Linked DNA regions of Homo sapiens: region 1 is linked to region 2. Evidence: chromatin contacts called from ENCODE Hi-C data. All regions are on one chromosome and are shown on one strand. Each heading gives the region's core, a stretch centred on a gene start or an enhancer-like site at or near the end of the contact. The rest is flanking DNA. Distances are from core to core; before and after follow the strand shown. Region 1 holds the start of PIK3CD-AS1 (PIK3CD antisense RNA 1). Region 2 has its middle 9.2 kb from the start of SLC2A5.

Region 1 (6,160 bases), core at 3,404-5,903, 580 kb before region 2:
CAACCCATCACCTAGGTATTAAGCCCCGCGTGCATTAGCTATTTATCCTGATGCTCTCCCACCCCCTACCCCACCCTCACAAGCCCCAGTGTGTGTTGTTCCCCTCCCTGTGTCCATGTGTTCTCATAATTACAACTAAGTTAAAATGCACATCCAAAAGAAGTTAATGGAAAGGATACCCAAATGGGCAACCGCTGTGTTGGGCTAGAGGGATGATGATACATGACTTCTGTTTCTAATCCACTCCACACCAGCTCCTTTGCAGACACTGCATGGATTGCTATGTGCCTGGCACTTTACACAGGATAATATACAAAATCCTCAAGACTAACAGGTAGGTATTGCTGTCTCAGTGTTACAACTGGACTCTGAGGTTCTGATGGGTTAAGTGACTTGCCCAAGGTCACCCAGCAGATAAAAAGTGGCTTGGTGGCCAGGCCCAGCACTTTGGGAGGCCGAGGCAGGTAGATCACCTGAGGTCAGGAGTTTGAGACCAGCCTGGCCAATATGGCGAAACCCTGTCTCTACTAAAAATACAAAAATTAGCCAGGTATAGTGGCATGTGCCTGTAATCTCAGCTACTCGGGAGGCTGAGGCAGGAGAATCTCCTGAACCTTGGAGGCAGAGGTTGCAGTGAGCCAAGATCCCACCACTGCACTCCAGCCTGGGTGACACAGGGAGACTCTGCCTCACCAAAAAAAAAAAAAAAAAAAAAAATGTGGCTGGGAAAAAACCCAGTTCAGCTGACTCCAAAGACAGTACATTTTCTCCCACGTGGCAATCCCCCTAAAACCACCACCTCACCCAGCCCCACCCTCACCTGGACATAAATGACTTTTTTTTTTTTTTTTTTGAGACAGGGTCTCGCTCTGTCACGCAGGCTAGAGTGCAGTGTTGCAACCATAGCTCACTGCAGCCTTAAACTCCTGGACTCAAGTAATCCTCCCACCTCAGTCTTCCACATAGCTGGGGCTACAGGCGTGCATCACAAGGCCCAGCTAATTTATTTTTATTTTTTGCAGAGATGGGGGTCTTACTATGTTGCCCAGGCTGGTCTCAAACTCCTGGGCTCAAGTGATCCTCCTTCCTTAGCTTCCCAAAGCATTAGGAATACAAGCATGAACCACCATGCCCAGCCATAAATGGTTTTCCAAAGTTTCAAAAACAAGGCTGATTATGCTTCTCTATTGATAAGAAAGCACTTCTTCCAGATTTCATGACCAACATAGAAAAGAGCAATGCCCCCACTGTGGCTGATGCAAGGGGGGGGCCCAGCCCTTCCAGAGAGCCCTGGAGCACCTCACCCAATCATTCTCCCATGTCCTTATCCACCCCTCCTACAAACTTCAATGATTAATGGGGCTCCCCAAACCCCTCCCAGTGCCACCAGCCCCATACCATGTCCTGGGGTAAGAGGTGGGAACAGAGCAGTGTCTGTGTCACCATCTGAGCCCTCCCCCCACCTCTGCCCAACAGATGAAATTTCAAAATGTGAGGGGCTGTGTGACCTCAGAGAGAGAGAGAGTAGCCCTGGGCTGGGAATGGGCTGCGGAGGGCAGGGACTGTTGTTGAAGATAAAGAGGGAGGAGTTTGTTGGGGAGGGAAAGTAAGAGAAGCATTTCTCCTCCTGAGCTCCAGAAGTTTTCTGCTCCTGGGACCCCAGGAGGTTGGGGGTGAGGTGGGGACTGCCAGTTCATAAAAGTTGGGGAACGGAAAGCAGGAAGGAGGCTGGGGTCAATGGTCCAGCAGAGACCACCAGGGACTCTGACATCTTTGCCTAAAGTCACCCAGGGGAAAGTGGCAGAACAGGGCGGCTTCCCTGCAAAGATAACCGCACTTCCCACCGTCCCCAGAAAATACAGAAAGACATTCCTGTTTATCTGTAAGCGGGCTGATTGGTGGCCCCCACAAAGATAGGTCTTAACCCCCAGGACCTGGACATTATCTGGAAAAATAATAATGTGGAAAATGGGTCTTTGCAGATGTAAGTAAGTTAAGGATCTTGAAATGATTTCTATCTGAATTATCTGAGGGAGCCCTAAATCCAACAAGAAGTGTCCTTAAAAGAGACAGACGGAGACCCAGACACACGGAGGAGATGCCCTTGTGAAGACGGAGGCAGAGACTGGAGTGATGCAGCCACAGGCCAAGATACGCTGGAGCCCCCAGAAGGAAGAGCAAAGCAGGATTCTCCCCCTACAGCCCCCAGAGGGAGCGAGGCCTTGCTGATGCCTTAATTTTTAACTTCTGGCCTCCAGAACTGTGAGAGAATACATTTTTTTTTTTTTTTTTTTTTGAGATGGAGTCTCGCTCTGTCACCCAGGCTGGAGTGCAGTGGCACAATCTCAGCTCACTACAACCTCTGCCTCCTGGGTTCAAGTAATTCTCCTGTCTCAGCCTCCCGAATAGCTGGGACTACAGGCACGTGCCACCACGCCTGGCTAATTTTTGAATTTTTAGTAGAGACGGGGCTTCACCATGTTGGCCAGGCTGGTCTTGAACTCCTGACCTCAGGTGATCCACCCGCCTCAGCCTCCCAAAGTGCTGGGATTACAGGCGTGAGCTATCACACCCGGCCCATTGCTGTTGTTTTCTTTTAGTGACAGGATCTCGCAATGTTGCCCAAGTTGTAGTGCCATGGCTACTCACAGGCTCAATCATGGCTCACTGCAGCCTCAAACTCCTGGGCACAAGTGATCCTCCCACCTCAGCCTCCCAAGTAGCTGAAACTATAAGCATGCACGTTTCTGTTTTAAGCCACAAAGTTTGAGGTCATTTGTTACAGCAACCACAGGAGGTTAACACTGGTTGAGCATCCCAAATCTGAAATCTACAACGTTCCAAAATCCAAAATTTTTGAGTGCCATCATGATCAAATACAAAGCTCCTTGGAGCATTTCAGATGTCAGATATTTGGATTTGGAATGGTCAGTTGGTAAGCATATAATGCAAATATTCCAAAATCCAAACTCCACCCCATTTCTGGTCCCAAGCATTTTGGATAAGGGATACTTAACCCGTACAGCATCCCTCCAGGACCAAAAATCCCAAATAGGTCTATCCCTTTCTGCATCTCCTCCTCCCCCACCCTACTCCTGGCACCGCCCACTCTTCCGGCATTTTCTCTAAGTGGAAGCAATTTCCCCCAATATGAGTGAAACAGAAGCCAACCGAAATACCACTTTGGAAATGCCACACCCTTCACTCTGATCACTCCCCCTGTGCTCAGAATGTAATAGGAAGGCCGCGCATGGTGGCTCACGCCTTTAATCCTAGCGCTCTGGGAGGCCAAGGTGGGCAGATCACCTAAGGTCAGGAGTTCGAGACCAGCCTGGCCAACATGGCAAAACACCGTCACTGCTAAAAATACTAAAAATAGCTGGCCATAGTGGCGCACATCTGTAATTCCAGCTACTCAGGAGGCTGAGGTGGGAGAATCGCTTGAACCTGGAGGCAGAGGTTGCAGTGGGCCGAGATCACACCATTGCACTCCAGCCTGGGCGACAAAGCGAGACTCCGTCTCAAAAAAAAAAAAAAAAAAGAAGAAAAAAGAAAGAAAGTAATAGGAAAAGGGACCCATTTCCAGGAGCCCTGACCCTTATCCGAGGTGGTAAGGTTGTGACTTCTGGGGAGGGAGGGGAGTTTCACGCATATCCAGCCAGTGCAGCTGGAAGGGGAACTTTCACAGGCCCTAGGGACTGTGCTGGCCCTCAGGGAGGGGAGAATGGCCGTTATTTTGGTAGGACCCACAGCAAGTCACAGTGTTTAGCTGCAATAAAAAAGGGGGGGGGGCGGGGGGTTCCTGGGTTTTTTATTTTTTCCATCTTGAAACTGGCAGCATTTCTGCTATGATTGCCGGGGATTTCCACCAACCAAACTAAAGACAACTCAGTCTTAGCGTTAACTGTAGGGAGAGAGGTGGCGTTTTGCCACCTTCGCTATTTATGAAACACTGTCACCGGTACCAAGATGACAATATTTTCCTCCCTTTCAAACAAGCCAGGCTCTGCCATCCTCCAGTGGATAGGGCCCTTCCTTGTCTCCTCCATCCCGGGGTACTGCTTCTAGACCATCTTCTCTAACAGCTTTGCTGAAAAACACACTTGTCCCCTGGGGAGTAGCTGAAGCCACCCTCCTGGCTGAAAGAGCTTTTTTTTCTTTTTTTTTTTTTTGAAATGTAGTCTCACTCTGTTGCCCAGGCTGGAGTGCAGTGGCACAATCTCAGCACACTGCAACCTCCACCTCCCGGATTGAAGCGATTCTCCTGCCTCCACCTCCCAAGTAGCTGGGATTACAGGTGCTCATCACCACGCCCAGCTAATTTTTTTTTTTTGCATTTTTCGTAGAGACAGATATTCACCATGTTGGCCAAGATGGTCTTGAACTCCTGACCTCAAGTGATCCGCCCACCTCGGCCTCCCAAAGTGCTGGAATTACAGGCGTGAGCCACCGCGCCCAGCCTGAAAGAGCCTTCTGAAGGTCCCACGTTAAGGAAACATTTGCTGGGGCCCCAAACCCCACCATCAGGCCCACACCGGCAGCTGGCCTCAGGGAGGGCGGGAACTGCTCTCTACACAAAAATGGTTTTGAAAATAACCCAGCCAAAGGGGAATTGCTTCATCCGTTGCACATTCACTTCTCCCTTTCACTGTGCAATTTAAGTAAAACAAGATGAAGCAGGAACCGACTCTCACCATCCCCACTCCCACCTCCATGAATTCCATCGGACAGTTGTGCGAAAGCGGGCTGGCTTTCGCACAACCATTGGTGGACTGTCTGTCCTGTAAGCCCCCCAGGGGCTGATGCCCTCCCAGTCTGCCTGCCCTGTTCTTAGCACAGCCCCTGGCACCCCGTGTGATCTCAGGAAACACTTGCTAAACATGGTATCGGAGGAGAAACGGAGCCCACAGCTTAGTGCAAAGACCTGGCGGCGTGGACTGAGGCTGCAGAAACGCAGAAACGCGCTTTTCCTGCCAGAAGGGGACATCTGCGTGGTCGGGAGTACCTCTGGGGCACGTGCCCTAATTCCAGAAACATCTAAGTGAGTAGTGTGGCCAATGTAGTCTGTTTCTGAACAGGGGCTGAAGGGCGGGGGAAGTGGGGCTCAGAAGGAGGCTAGCTTAGTTGTCTCTGGAGCAGGCAACTGGGTTGTTGTATTATGTTTCTCAGAGATGGGCTCTTGCTCTGTCACCCAGGCTGGAGCGCAGTGGCACTGTAATAGCTTACTGCAACCTTGAACTCCTGGCTTCAAGTGATCCTCCCGTCTGGGCCTCCCAAAGCACTGGGATGACAGGTATGAGCTACCGCTCTCAGCCACAACTGGGTTTTAAGAGCACTCCTCCAGCCCACTCCAGTGTCTTCCATCATTCTGTGAAAGCACCAAAAGAGGACCAAGCCCAGGAAGCCGCCAGCAGGCCTCTCACCAGCCAAGATGGCTGGAATCCTAATATCAAGAAATGAAACTCCAGCAGGCCATGGAAATGCTAAGGGGTTGGCATTTCTGCTCTAGAGAGAGCCAAAGAGAAAGCTCTATTTATATCTCCTTGCGTTTGGTCGCAGCCTCATCAACCAAAAGAACCTTCCGCCCCACTCAACACATCAATCAAATTGGGGAGGGGGTGTGAACAGCAGCAGCGGGTGTTACAGAGGAGTCTCAAGGGTATCTTAGAGGGTGCCTCTCTGAACAGTCGTCCCCTCCAAATCCCCCCCAAGAGAATTACTAGGACATTCTCCTTCCCCCGCAAGCAACGGCACCCCCAGATGATTAAACGCGCTGGCGTCGGAAAGAGCTGGGATCCTGGAGAAACTACTTGTAAACTGTGTGGGTTGGTGAGTTATTTAACTTTTCTGAGCCTTCGTTTCCTTAACTGTAAAATGAAGACAACACCACTCAGCTCCTACAGTTGTCCAGCTGAAATCACCTAGGTAAGAACGACCAGTTCTTTGGGGAGTAATGTCCCGATGGTACCATTCAATTGTCAAGAACACCAAGGCACCGTCAGGCACCCGGGCGGTATCCCACTCTCCTGGAAGAGAGCAGGGGGTTAGCCCTTGGTTTCAAAGTCCCTAGGGAGCAGTAAACCTTCCCCTCCGAGAGCCCTGAGAGAGGAATAATTGCCCCTTCCCACTCCAACCCACGGCACACCCGCCCACATCCACG
Region 2 (6,225 bases), core at 1,621-4,120:
TTTGCCATGTTGTTCAGGCTGGTCTTGAACTCCTGGGCTAAAACGATCCACCCACCTCAGCTCCCCAAAGTGCTGGAATTATAGATGTGAGCCACCTCACCTGACCACCAACACTAGTTAATTTCCCTTTTTTTTTAAGTATGATAGCCATCCTAATGTGTGAAGTGATACCTCATTTTGTTTTTGATTTGCATTTCTCTAGTGAGTAATGATGCCAAGTATCTTTTCATGTGCTTCTTGGTCATTTGCATATCTTCTTTGGAGAAAATAATCTATTCAAGTGTTTTGCGCATTTTGAATTTGGTTGTTTGTCTTTTGTTGTTGAGTTGTAAGAGTTCTTTATATATTCTGGATACCAGACCCTTATAAGATATACGATTTGCAAAAATTTTTCTTCTAGTCTCTTGTCTTTTTACTTTTTTTTTTTTTTTTTTTTTAAGAGAAGGAGTCTACCTCCATTGCCCAGGCTGGACTTGAACTCCTGATCTCTCCTGCCTCAGCTTCCCAAGTCGCTGGGAATATAGGCACATGCCACTGTACCCAGCTCATCTTTTTACTTTCTTGATAATGTCTTTTGAGGCACAAAAGTGTGGGTTTTGTTTTGGTCGTGTTTTTTTTTTTTGGGGTTTTTTTTTTTTTTTTTTCTGAAACAAGGTCTCATGCTGTTTCCCGGCCTGGAGTGCAGTGGTATGATCACAGCTCACTCCAGCCCTGACCAGTCAGGCTCAAGTGATCCTCCCACCTCAGCCTCTTGAGTAGCTGGGAACAAGGGCATGTGCCACCACCCTCAGCTAATTTTTTTTGTTTGTTTATTTGTTTTTAGTATTTTTTGTAGAGATGATGTTTCACCACATTGTCCAGGCCAGTCTTAACTCCTGAGCTCGAGTGATTTGCCTACCTCAGCCTCTGAGGTGCTGAGTTTGCAGGCGTGAGCAACCTCACCCACCACTTTTTCATTTTGATGAGGTTATTGGCAACCTGAAATAATTGAAAGGATCAGAATCCAGTTTAAAGGAGTTTATTCAAGGCCAGGCGGAGTGACTCACACCTATCGCCCCAGGCGAGAGGGATTAAAGGTCCCATAAGCACATTCCTTTAAGACTCAAAATAATTCCAGTTTCCAACAGCTTTGATTTTGAATTATTTGTTTTCACATTATATATAAGCTGGCTCCTGCACATCACTGGATATTATTTATGGCCTGCCTGGTCTCATTTTCTGTGGTCAAAGAGAGTGGTCTCATTAGGAAAGAACTTGAATAGACATTTCTCCAAAGATGTACAGACGGCCAACACGAATGTGAAAAGATGCTCAACGTCACTCATCATTAGGGAAATGCAAATCAAAACCACAATGAGAGCTCACCTCACACCTGTTAGGATGGCTACTACCAAAAACAACGATAACAGCAACCACAGCCCAGAAAATAACAAGTGCTGGTGAGGATGTGGAGAAATTGAAACTCTTATATACTGTTGGTGAGAACGTAAAATGGCGTAGCTACTGTGGAAAACAGAACGGTAATTCCTAAAAAAAATTAAAAATAGAATTATCATGTGATCCAGTGATCCCACTTCTGGGTATATATCCAAAATAATTGAAAACGGGGGCTCAGCGAGATACTTGTACACCCATGCGCATAGCTGCATTTCTCACAATTGCCAAAGGTATTAATAGAAGCAACCCAAGTAACCTGACAGATAAATGGGTAAACCAGATGTGGTGTGTGCACAGTGGAGTATGATCCAGCCTCAGAGAGCAAGGCAATCTTGTTCCATGTTACAGCATGAAGGACTCATGAAGACATGCTCTAAGTCTTCGGAAATCAGTTACAAAAAAGCAAATACTGCATGATCCTACTTACATGAGGTATTGTGAGTGCCCAAATTCGTAGAAGCAGAAAAGTAGAATGGTGGTTGCCAGGGACTTTGGGGAGGGAAAATGGGGAGTAGTTGTTTAATGGGGACGGAGTTTCAGTTTTGCAAGATGAAAAGGTTCTGGAGATCTGTTTCATAACAATGTGAATATACTTACCACAACTCAACTGGTACATTTATTTAAAAATGTACAGTTAAAATGATAAGTTTTATGTTATGATGTTTTTAAAAAGAGGGATATCGGCTGGGCGTGGTGGCTCACGCCTGTAATCCCAGCACTTTGGGAGGCCAAGGTGGGCAGATCACCTGAGGTCGGGAGTTTGAGATCAGCCTGGCCAACATGGTGAAACCCCGTCTCTACTAAAAATTCAAAAAATTAGCTAAGCATGGTGGCTCACGTCTGTAATCCCAGCTATTTGGGAGGCTGAGGCAGGAGAATCACTTGAGCCTAGGAGGCAAATGTTGCAGGGAGCCAAGATCACGCCACTGTACTCCAGCCTGGGTGACAGAATGAGACTCTGTCTCAACAAAATAAAGAAATAAATCAAAAATAAAAAGAGGAGTGTCTATCCAGGGTAATGTGTAACCGACAGAAGCCCCTTGGGTCCTGAAGAGCCTCTGCTGCTCCGGCTTTCACGTCTTCTGCCTGTGCTTCTCCAGGAGCACGCCCTTCCTGTGCACGTGCACTCTCTGATAGGCGAGGTCAAATTCTGTTCTTGGTGAGAAAACACATAGGCACCTTGTCATGTCTCTGAAGTTTACACCCCAGGCATATCAGAGCGTGATCAACAATCTCTCTGCCTCGGGGACATCTAGTAGGAGCTTGGAAGGGAGCTCAAGTGAGGACAGAATACAGAACTGGCTCCTGAAGGAAGATAAACTTGGAAGGCGCACGTTTTCTGGACCCTCCCTGCAGACTTGGGTTCCGGCGGCCAGGTGGCATGCCCAAGGTGGGGTGTGGCTTTTCACAGAAGAGGAAGAGGGAGACACCGCGCGTGGGCACTGGGGTTGGGAGGTCCTGTGTCAACCGACTGGATGCACTCCTCTCCCTTCCCCAGACGAGATACACTGCCTGTGCCAAAAGCAAAGCAAGGGCACTGTGGGGTGGTCAGGTCCACTCTGAATCTGTTAATGATTCCTTCCTTATCTAAATCTGGAATGTGGGAAAAGAAAAACAGCTGAGCAGTGTGAGCCCTGTGAGGTTCGCAAAATTTATTAGGCCCAGAGAGACGTGAGTGGGAACTTGAGTCACTTCCCCACCCATGTCCAGGGCAGCTATTTGACGACACTTTGTTCCTGATAGCTGCCTCACCCATTTTCTTCAGGGTTTTGGAATTCATGGTACAAAGAACAATGTAGTGTGGATCTACAGTTTACATGGTTTTGATGTAAATTCTTGGTAAAGAACTGTCTCTTCTTTAAATGAAATGTTTTTCAATAGTTTTTGGGGATACAAGTGGTTCTTGGTTACATGGATAAATTCGTTAGTGGTAATTTCTGGGATTTGGGTGCACCCATCACCCAAGCGCTGTACACTGTACCCAATACAAAGTCTTCTCTCCCTTTCCCGCCTCCTGTCAGAGGCATTGGAACCAGAGCGACTCCATCTTGAATAGGGACCGAGTAAAGTGAGGCTGAGACCTACTGGGCTGCATTCCCAGGAGGTTTAGGCATTCTTAGTCACAGGATGAAATAAGAAGTCAGCACAAGGTCACAAAAACCTTGCTGATGAAAGGATGTGGTAAAGAAGCCACAAAAACCCACCGAAACCAAGATGGTGATGGAAGTGACCTCTGGTTGTCCTCACTGTCATTATATGCTAATTATAATACATTAGCATGCTAAGAGACATTCCCACCAGTGCCATGACAATTTACAAATGCCATGGCAACCTCAGGAAGTTACCCTATATGGCCTAAAAGCGGGAGGAGCCCTCAGCTCCGGGGAACTGTCCACCCCTTTCCCAGAAAACTAGTGGATAATCCTCCCCTTGTTTAGCAAAGAACAAGAACTAATTATAAATATAATCAGTTGAGCAGCCCAGGCCACTGCTCTGCCTGTGGAGTAGCCTTTTTTTTATTTCTTTACTTTCTTAATAAACTTGCTTTCACCTTACTCTATGGACTCACCCTGAATTCTTTCTCACACAAAGTCCAAGAACCTTCTCTTGGGGTCTGGATCAGGACCAACACTCCCATTGCCCCTCCCTCCCTCCTGTCCTTCCTTCCTTCCTTCCTTCTTCCCCTTCTTTCCCTCCCTCCCTCCCTCTCTCCCTCCCTCCCTCTCTCCCTGTTTCACCCTTGTTGCCCAGGCTGGAGTGCAATGGAATGATCTCGGCTCACTGCAACCAGGTTCAAATGATTCTCCCGCCTCAGCCTCCCGAGTAGCTGGAATTACAGGTGCCTGCCACCAAGCCCAGCTAATTTTTTTCTTTTTTTTTTTGTATTTTTAGTGGAGATGGGGTTTCACTATGTTGGCCAGGCTGGTCTTGAACTCCTGACCTCAGGCGATCCACCTGCCTCAGCCTCCCAAAGTGCTGGGATTACAGGCGTGAGCCACTGCGTCCAGACTTTTCTGGGGGTTTTTTTTTTGTTTTTTTGTGTTCTTTTTTTTTTGCTTTTTTTTTTTTTGAGACAGGTTTTGACTCTGTTGCCCAGGCAGGAGTGCAGTGGCGCTATCTCAGTTCACTGCAACCTCCACCTCCCAGGCTCAAGCAATCCTTCCACTCTAGCCTCCCAAGTGGCTGGGACTACAGGCATGCAGCACCATGCCTGGCTAATTTTTGTATTTTTGTAGAGACGGTATCTTACCATTTTGGCCAGACTAGTCTTGAACTCCTGAGCTCAAGCGATCTGCCTGCCTCAGCCTCCCAAAGTGCTGGGATTATAGGCATGGGCCACCATGTCCAGCCTTCCTTTTTTCTTTTAAAAACCCACTTGTAAGGCTTGGCATGGTGGCTCATGCCTATAATCCCAGCACTTTGGGAGGCTGAGGCGAGCGGATCACGAGGTCAGGAGTTCGAGACCAGCCTGGCCAACATGGTGAAACCCTATCTCTACTAAAAATACAAAATTAGCCATGCGTGGTGGCAGGCGCCTGTAATCCCAGCTACTAGGGAGGCTGAGGCAGAAGAATCGCTTGAACCCGGGAGACGGAGGTTGCAGTGAGCCGAGATCACGCCACTGCATTCCAGTCTGGGCAACAAGAGTGAGACTGCATCTCAAAAAAAAAAACAAAAAAAACACCACACTTGTAACTATTGCTGATAGGAACATAAATTCAGGGCAACTTGAATCTATGCTCCTGGGTTGCAGTCCTCAAACTTGGCCCAAATAAACTCTCTACTTGTATGGATTTCACCTCAGTTTTTTCCTTTAGATTAATAAATGGGTGTGGCCAAGAGCCATTTCCTCTCCCCATCAATCAAGCAAGCCAAATATAGACACCACCTTGATAGCAACCCCGTTTTGTGCATCAAAGGCACATATAGGCATTTCTGCTATCATGTGATATACCTGTTCCTAAAGAACATGACATTCTGCCAAGTGGCACATCAAAATAACAGGGCTTAAGGGGAGAAATGACTGGCAAGGACCACTTGAATCCTATGCGGTTTTACAATCTGAACACAAACAAGTATAAATGCAGTCTTGATAAGCACAGCAGCTAGGGCAGATCTCCATCGCCTGGGGGAACTTCTGCTTTCTCTTCTCAGATTAGGGTCTTTGGGCCTTTCACTCCTAGTAGAGCTGTTTCATCAAAATTGAAAATCCGGCCAGGTGCAGTGGCTCACGCCTGTAATCCCAGCACTTTGGGAGGCCGAGGCGGTCAGATCATTTGAGGTCAGGAGTTCTAGAACAGCCTGGCCAACATGGCGAAACCCCGCCTCTACTAAAAATACAAAAATTAGCCAGGCGTAGTGGCGTGCGTCTGTAATTCCAGTTACTCGGGAGGCTGAGGCAAGAGAATCGCTTGAATCTGGGAGGTGGAGGTTGCAGTGAGCTGAGATTGTGCCACTGCACCCCAGCCTGGGCAACACTGTGAGACTCCGTCTCAAAAAAAAAAAAATGCCGGGCGCGGTGGCTCACGCCTGTAATCCCAGCACTTTGGGAGGCCGAGGTGGGTGGATCACCTCAGGTCAGGAGTTCGAGACCAGCTTGACCAACATGGTGAAACCCCGTTTCTACTAAAAATACAAAAATTAGCTGGGCATGGTGGCAGGTGCCTGTAATCCCAACTACTTGGGAGGTTGAGGCAGGAGAATCACTTGAACTTGGGAGGCCGAGGTTACAGTGAGTTGAGATCATGCCATTGCACTCCAGCCTGGGGGACAAGAGTGAGACTTCGT

Evidence for each region. Hi-C counts contacts between places; a loop is a spot of excess contacts on that map. Pooled maps may share reads with other maps.
Region 1: a pooled map shows a loop between it and region 2 (13-fold over the local background). The contact joins the promoter of PIK3CD-AS1 here to the enhancer-like site in region 2. A Hi-C loop is called at or near these places in 6 of 37 single-sample maps with no recorded cell type and 2 of 50 pooled maps.

The regions. Positions count from the first base shown.
Region 1 is chr1:9,653,079-9,659,238 of GRCh38, reverse strand. It overlaps PIK3CD-AS1 (PIK3CD antisense RNA 1), which reads left to right and starts at 4,653. Exons shown (of 2, transcript NR_027045.1): 1 at 4,653-5,041; 2 at 5,196-6,160. All of the region lies in intron 1 of PIK3CD (phosphatidylinositol-4,5-bisphosphate 3-kinase catalytic subunit delta), which reads right to left. RefSeq lists an enhancer at 5,266-5,315.
Region 2 is chr1:9,075,681-9,081,905 of GRCh38, reverse strand. It overlaps a transcript of SLC2A5 not described here. Among named protein-coding and RNA genes, the nearest start is that of SLC2A5, 9.2 kb to the right of the region's middle. RefSeq lists an enhancer at 5,525-5,614. Within about 2 kb of position 2,870, at least 6 of the 41 ENCODE cell types and tissues checked have a DNase peak (open chromatin) inside an H3K27ac peak, as active enhancers do.